3 separate regions of the Mus musculus genome follow, and regions 2 and 3 are each linked to region 1. A link is a loop called in an ENCODE intact Hi-C map of the cell type or tissue named here. Cell type or tissue: gastrocnemius. All regions are shown on one strand.

Region 1 (2,500 bases):
GACTAAGGCTGGAGGCTTCTAAATGCAAGAGCTGCCTCCCGTGCTACAAGGCAAATTCAAGACCAGATTGGATGTTTTAGCAAGACCCTGTCTAAAAAGAAAAAAAGAAGAAAAAAAAAGAAAAGAGCTGGAGGCATAGCTCAGTGCAGAGCAATCCCTTATCAAGCAAACCAAATCCTAGGTTTAACCCCTGACCCTAGTGTTGCAAAAGTAAACAAACCCCAAATGGGTGTAGTGGTAGAACCTGCTTTCAGAAAAACAGTCAGTCAGTGCAGTCTCTCGTGGAAGGGACAGCTGGGGCCCAGATCCCTAAACAAGTACATTCTCCTTGTGCAAGTCACAAGAGAAAGTGCTAGCTCACATAGTGAGAGCCTGCCTTCTAAAATGAAACCAGAAACGGCAGCCCAGGCACGACTAGAACACCAGGTACAGGCAGCCCAGGCAGGAATAGAACACCAGGTACAGGGAGGGAAGAATGGATACGGGTATGTGGGAAGCTGAGCAGGTAATTGTGGAGATTCCTTGGGATGGATTTTTAAGTTATTAAAACCAGCTATTGATTTTCCAGGTGGCTATCTTGTGTTTTGTATGTAAATATGTCTTTGGTCTACCAAGTGACTATTAACACAGCCCAGGCTGCCACAGTTCTCTTCTGGGTCCAGAACCTCAAAGTCCTGGTTGAAATGAACCAATATGACTCTTTAATACCTAGGGTCATTCTGGCCATATTTATTTCTTATGAGCACTGACAATGGGCTTCACAATATACAATTAAAACATGATTTTTTTTTTTTCTAAGCAAGCAGCTCACTGACAAAGTACTGAAGGTAGCCAGGCGGTGGTGGCTCACCCTTTAATCCCAGAACTCAGGAGGCAGAAGCAAGCAGATCTCTGTGAATTCCGGGCCAGCCTGATCTACAGAGCGAGTTCCAGGACAGCCTGGATTACATAGAGAAACGCTGTCTCAAAAAAAAAAAAAAAAAGTCATGAAGGTACCAGGTCTGCAACCACAAGGTGGCAGTGTGGAGCCAGAGTAGCAGGTCCTGAGTGTTGTGTATGTCACCTCCCCACTCCCACACCCAAGCTGGGCTGGGCTGGGCTGGGCTAGGTGCCTAGCCTTACAGTAACTAACTAGATACACTGTGCTCCATTGATATTCCTGGGAGGCCTGTTCTTTTCTGAAGGGCAGTGGATCTGCATGAAAGCGTAGGTGTGTGTTTGGGGAACTGGGAGGAGTAGAGGGAGGGGAAACTGCGGTCCGGATATATTGCATGAGAGGTGAGTATACATGCGCGTGCACGCGCGTGCGCGAGCGAAGGAAAAAAAGAAAAAAAAGAAAAAAAAGAATCAGGTTGGGTTGAAGTCGGGCGATGGTAACATGAGCCCCTAATCCCAGCACTGAGGATGCAGAGGCAGACAAGTTTGAGACCAGCCTGGTCTACAGCCAGGGCTACACAGAGAAACCCTCTCCCAAAATACCATTTAAAAAAAGCAAATAAATAATAATAAGTAAATAAATCAGGTTAAAGCTCCTACTCAGCACCTCACCCCTACTCAGGACAGCCTGAGGCAACTATGAATCCCAGCTGGGTTGGGGGACTGGGAAAGACAGCCTTAAGAGTGTTGGCTTCTCATTGACTTCCTTCTACAGGTCACAAGGTGCATCTGACAAAGACAACATCTAAGAGACTTCTGTTGCTGTGGAAGGGTTACGCGTGGGGAATGTGCTGGAAAAACCGGAGACACATGCAGGACTGTTGGAGGGAGGGAGGGGTCCGGGGACTCCAAAACCAGATGAGGCAGGGTCAGTTTACTGCCTCTCTCTGATCTCGCGGAACCCTGAAATCTATATTGATCCAAGGAGCAGATCCACTAAACACACCTCTCACCCGGTGCGTCCAGCTCACTAGTGGCATGGTGGTGGAATCCTGCTGTAGCTCTGAGGTAGCATTTGCACGCTTGCTCCTTCAGAACAAGCCTTGTTCGACCCCCCCCCCCCCAGATAAGGTGGGCCTTGTTTGCTGACGTTTGTCTTTCCAGACACACAATCAACTGGCTGCTAAAGCACATCCATTTTTCTACATCTTATTATCACACAAGTTGGGGAAATTTTTATCCAGTGCTTCCCCCAGCGGAGGAGACCAAGGGGAACAGCATGATAGCTCCCCAAGGGAACGGATCCTCTAAGTTCATGGGACCATCACAAACAAAAGCTTTTTGATTGCTGGTGGGGTGGCATCTGGTGACTGGAGTTTACAGTCATTCTCTGTGGTCTACAGCCTCGCTTTCCTTGGTGTCAGTTACAGCCAACTGGAGCTGAGAACATTAACCAAAATAGGTACACAAGCTCAACGGTGTGATGAAATCTTGTCCCATCCCACTCCCTCCTGGCTCGGACATGGACATTGTCCAGCAAAGTCCTGGCAGAGGTGCTACCTGTCCATCAGTCAATTAGCTACACTGATTATCAGACTGATTATAACAGAGTGACGTGCATCAA
Region 2 (2,500 bases), 150 kb after region 1:
TGTCCTGCCAGACTCCAGGGTCAGGCATGTGTAGGAAGGCCAGGGTGATGGGGATATCTCAAATGACACGTGGCAATGTTCTGCTTCTCCAGGCTGTGCTAGGTGCCCTGATCGCTGTCAATCTCAAGAACTCCCTGAAGCAGCTCACTGACCCCTACTACCTCTGGAGGAAGAGTAAGCTAGACTGTGTAAGTGTGTGTGTGTGTGTGTGTGTGTGTGTGGACTGTGTAAGTGTGTGTGTGTGTGTGTGTGTGTGTGTGTGTGTGTGGACTATGTAAGTGTGTGTGTGTGTGTGTGTGTGTGGACTATGTAAGTGTGTGTGTGTGTGTGTGTGTGTGTGTGTACTGTGTAAGTGTGTGTGTGTACTGTGTAAGTGTGTGTGTGTGTGTGGACTGTGTAAGTGTGTCTGTGTATGTCCTGCCCTCCTGTAACCTGCAGCTCTGGCCTGATGCAAAGCCCTTTTGTCTGCTGTTCCCCAGACCCCAGGGCTTGAGAAGCCAAGCTGTGGAGAGAGGCACTCTTTGTTCAACCACTCCCTGGCTCTGTAGCCAATAGCAAATTCTTTCACTTCCCTGGCCCTCAGCTCCCGCACCTCTGAAGTAGACACGTGCTCTCTCCACTTTGGGATGGCTTATGAAGAAGATGGGTTCATACTCGCAAAACTGCATGTGGTCTGGGTTAACGTGCGTCATCAACAAAACTTAGTATCTATTACTTTTATAATTTACTGTGCCCCCTCCAATTAAAAAAAAGATCATTCTGTGAAGGAAGGAAGAAAAAAAAAAGCTTAGAACATAAAGACTGGGCTCCTGAGCAAGTTTCTAGGCTTCTCTAGGGTTCTACTTCCTCCTCTATTTGTGGGATGAACTTGTGCTCTGCATTATATACTGGCTCTGAGGTTAACTGAATCACAATGGGAAAGCACCATACTACGTAAACATCCTTCGAGTGTGACTTCATACTGCAGCTGTGCCTTCACAGGCAGGACTGATAAAAGCTCCAGCATACTGACAATGCTGTCCTGTTTCTACCTTAGCCCACCCACCATAGCCCAGAGACTTACTAAACCCGATTGAGGATGACAAAAGTCAGGCTCAGAATGGCAGAGGCGGTGGAGGAAGCAAGTGCCAGGGTCTAGCTGGAAACTTCCTGCTGGGCTCCAGACTTCTGGGCTGTCCTGCCTCTAGAAGGCAGAGGCTTGCCTGCACCATGGAGGGAAGGAAGTCTTTAAAGTTAGAAAATGTGTGGTCCCTTTGGGGACTCCCAGTGAGCAGAGGAGACAGGAAGAAACTAGATGCTCTAATTCCCAGCTAATTCCCAAGGATCGGCTTTTACCACCTGGCATCCATCTCCTGGCTTTGGCCGTAGTCCCTGGTAGCCATGTGATGTTGTCATGTGACTTGATCTTCAGTGGGCTTCTACAGAAATTCCCAACAGAGACTGACCCCCTTTAACAGCAAGTCTCAACCTGTGGGTAATGACCCCTGTTGGGAATCCAGCGGTCCTTTCACAGGGGTCACATATTAGATATCCCGTATATCAAATAGTTAATTATGATTATCATCGTGTGTATCATTAATGTATCATCATCATACACTATACATCAGATGATATCAGTAGCAAAATTATAGTTTTAAAGTAGCAACAAAATAATTTTATGGTTGGAGGTCACCATAACATTAAAGGGTTACAGATTCGGAAGGTTGAGAAGCACAGCTTTAGAGCCATTTAGAAGCTCCCTGGGGGCCCTTAAGGGAGAACACACCCGACCAGGAGACCTGCCCCACACTTTCTGTTCAGGAGCTGAGTTCCCATCAAAGCATGGACACCTCACTGTTAGATAGGAAGAGAGCTCACATCCATAACACACTGCAAGTCTAGGACCAGAGACTCTCTGACACCCCGGTCTTCTTGCAGAGTGGACTTCATTTTCCCTTGTGTGGACTAGGAAACCGGCTCTCCCGGCTATACAGTTCAGAACCCAGCTTGGAACCTGGGTGCACCTGACCCGGGGGCACGCTCTTCTTACTCTGCTCATGCGCCCTCTCTGCTCACACTTCTGTATTCTATTAAAATAGAAGGCTAGATTTCTATTTTTAAAACTAGACCAAGGTAGGGGTGAGGTAGGGGTGGAGCTCAATGGTAGGGTACTTGTCTGGTATATGAGGCCCTGTATCCAATCATTGGCTCTGGAGGGGGGAAAAGGTCATGAGCTGCACTTGGTATAAGAGAAGCAGGCAAACAAAGCAAAGCGCCAGTACGTGACTCACTGCAAAAATGAAGCAAGAGCAGAAGAGATCTGAGCTGGGCAGGGTAACCAGGACCTTGACTAATCCTGAGGACTTCCTGAAAGAGGCAGTTTTTCACCCCGGGCTGCCTTTGACATCCTTCTCCTCACAGTGTGTCTGGGTGGTGAGCTTCCTCTCCTCGTTCTTCCTGAGCCTGCCCTACGGTGTCGCAGTGGGTGTAGCCTTCTCCATCCTGGTTGTGATCTTCCAGA
Region 3 (2,500 bases), 230 kb after region 1:
CAAGCCAAAGGTCTTTTGTGGCCGCCTCAGTTGACCCCTTCCCCTGGGTTGAAAGCCACACCCCCATTCCATTGCCCCATCCTAGGGGTCATGACCCTGTGGTCAATTTTAGCTGTGCTTCCTTCTCTGAGTCTGTGGAGAGGCAACGTGGTAGCAATTGCTCCCTGTAAAGTTCTGCCAGGTCCCTTTGCCACCTGTCCCTGTATGTGTCCTTGTGCTACTCGGGAGGCTAAAATGTGAAGACAGCTGTTGACGTTTCCACCCTAGCACATATACTAAAAGCCTCTGGCTGCATCTTCTGCAGCTATCAGAAAGGCTGTGAAGTTCTAGGGAGACTGGATGGCACCCAGGGCCAGGGCCATGGGAGTACAAGGTAGCTGTGTGCAGAGCAGAGGGTGTGAAAGGTTCCAGAATAGTCACCCCTGACTTCCTTACAGAGAGGCCAAAACAACCAAATTTGCCTAAAAACAGGGAACATTACTGGCTCCTACCCCTGAGTCCCTTAAGGCAGAATTTTCATACCTCAGTCTTTACAAAGTACAGTCAAGAATAAACTCCACCAGCCTTTAATCCCAGCACTCGAGAGGCAGAGGCAGGCGGATTTCTGAGTTCGAGGCCAGCCTGGTCTACAGAGTGAGTTCCAGGACAGCCAGGGACACACAGAGAAACCCTGTCTCGAAAAAATAAATAAATAAAATAAACCCCACCAGATAACCGTATGTCAGTCTAATGGTTAGAATGCATCTCATTCTCATATAGACGTGATCATGTAGGGACCCCTAAAATCAGGTGTTAACGTCCTAGATGAAGTGCTGCTCCCAGTGCAGAGCACATGTAATTCTTACTAACATGCCGATTCCCATTCACAAGGCCCAGCGTTAGGCCTGAGGTTGTATGTTTGTGACCCACTGTCCACTGCAAGCGATAGGTACCACTGGTCCTGGACCCAGTACCTATATTCCAATCTCATTTATTCTCTATATCTATTATCTATTCTCATCTATAGTTATAGAACATAAGCAAGGGAGCAAATAAATCGATGTAGATAATCCAAGATGTATTTTTGAACTGTTATGCATTATAACTGACGTATTTCGCTGACTGGCTCATAAACCTACTTTACAGATGAATATTAGAATAAACAGCAGGGTGGGAAGGGTGAAGAGAAAGCAGCTTGTGTAATCAGCTGTTACCCAGGGCCTTGTAAGAGAAACTGGCTCTACCTGCCAGCCCCTACCAGGCTCCTGGAGAGGCCAACATGGCAGGAATTGCAGTAACTGAAGAATGATCTGACCCAGAATTGAGACAAGGGCAGCCTTCCTGTAAGGGCAGGATTTAGTTTAGAAAGCCCCTGGCTTGCTGTGAGCTGTCCTGGCAAAAAGGTTGTGACCGGCCAAGCCTTGTGATCCACTGAACACATCCAATTTTGTGGCCTCTGGCTCCCCCTGCAGAAAGCGGGTGGCTACAAGCAGAACCCCTGTCTCCCCAGGTGCTGATTCTCCTGTACATCGCAGACTGGATGGTGCACTGGATGTGGGGCCGGGGCCTGGACCCCGACAACTTCTCCATCCCATACTTGACTGCTTTGGGGGACCTGCTTGGCACCGGACTCCTGGCACTCAGCTTCCATGTGCTCTGGCTCATTGGGGACAGAGACACAGATGTTGGGGACTAGCTTAGCCATTCAGTCTTTCCCCCACCCCTCTGCACTTTCTATTTGGATTTTTATTTTCCTTTTGTTTCCCTACCCCACCCTACACTACACTCCCATGCCTTTCTGGGATTTCACTTTGATACCAAATTCTCATTATTTTCAATGGGAATTTTTTATACATTGAGCCAAGTTTGGATAGGAAGAATTCGGGACAGACAGATGGGCTGACATAAGCAGTAAAAGTAGACTTTTGAGACAATCACCAAGTGCAATTCCACGGTGGGTGCCTCCAGAGGAGGTTAGATCGGGACCTTGGCATCCTGTCCAGCATCGGGGACCTTTGCATTAGCTTTAGCGACCTCAGCCTCGGCCCTAATGAGAAACTCTCAAGTGGGCTCTGGGTTGTTTAGGGTTTGGCTGAACAGAGGGAGGAGGGATAATTAACACTCCCACACATGCACGCACTTTTATAGATGTGGACCAACTTCACAGCACTGGGCAGGGGAACGTTGCTTCAACTCCTCGTAATCACAGGCCTGCTCCAGGCCAGCCTGCCCGCAGAGTCACGTGCACTGGAGATTCCATCTGCGCACATGTGCCTTGCCCAACTGCCTGATTGCTTCCCAGCTGAAATGAGTGGTAGTGACCCGGGCTCTTCACGGATCCATGTCATCCACAGGTTTCCAAAGGTCCATGTGCCCCCTGAGTCTAGAGAACCGAGTTCAAGCCTCCTCTCTTTAATTCTCTCCACACACTCCGTCTCCGCGCAGCTTGCCAGATGGGCTTCTAAGATTGGGGATAGGACAAGGGAATGTGCCAAATGACCTGGAGATTGAGGCAACGGGG

What was found. Hi-C counts contacts between places; a loop is a spot of excess contacts. Peaks named below come from ENCODE experiments on the same cell type or tissue, not always from the same donor. Only the 100,000 strongest peaks of a DNase experiment are listed, where the experiment ranks them.
Region 2: a loop joins it to region 1, with 2.6 times the contacts of the local background. A loop is called at or near these places in 23 of 42 quality-filtered maps.
Region 3: it touches region 1 in a loop (6-fold over the local background); 6 of 42 quality-filtered maps call a loop at or near these places.

The regions. Positions count from the first base shown.
Region 1 is chr1:131,612,514-131,615,013 of GRCm38, forward strand. No RefSeq gene overlaps it. Among named protein-coding and RNA genes, the nearest start is that of Avpr1b, 15 kb to the left of the region's middle. In gastrocnemius, a CTCF peak has its summit at 1,020 (motif pointing right); a DNase peak (open chromatin) is centred at 1,032.
Region 2 is chr1:131,759,306-131,761,805 of GRCm38, forward strand. Slc26a9 (solute carrier family 26, member 9) reads left to right here. Exons shown (of 21, transcript NM_177243.4): 12 at 93-188; 13 at 2,401-2,500. Among named protein-coding and RNA genes, the nearest start is that of Slc26a9, 17 kb to the left of the region's middle. In gastrocnemius, no CTCF peak of the experiment used is centred here; a DNase peak (open chromatin) is centred at 1,338.
Region 3 is chr1:131,845,061-131,847,560 of GRCm38, forward strand. Slc41a1 (solute carrier family 41, member 1) reads left to right here. Exons shown (of 11, transcript NM_173865.3): 11 at 1,490-2,500. The coding sequence ends at 1,675. Among named protein-coding and RNA genes, the nearest start is that of Slc41a1, 18 kb to the left of the region's middle. In gastrocnemius, a CTCF peak has its summit at 1,452; DNase peaks (open chromatin) are centred at 24 and 1,368; H3K27ac peaks cover 1,425 bases.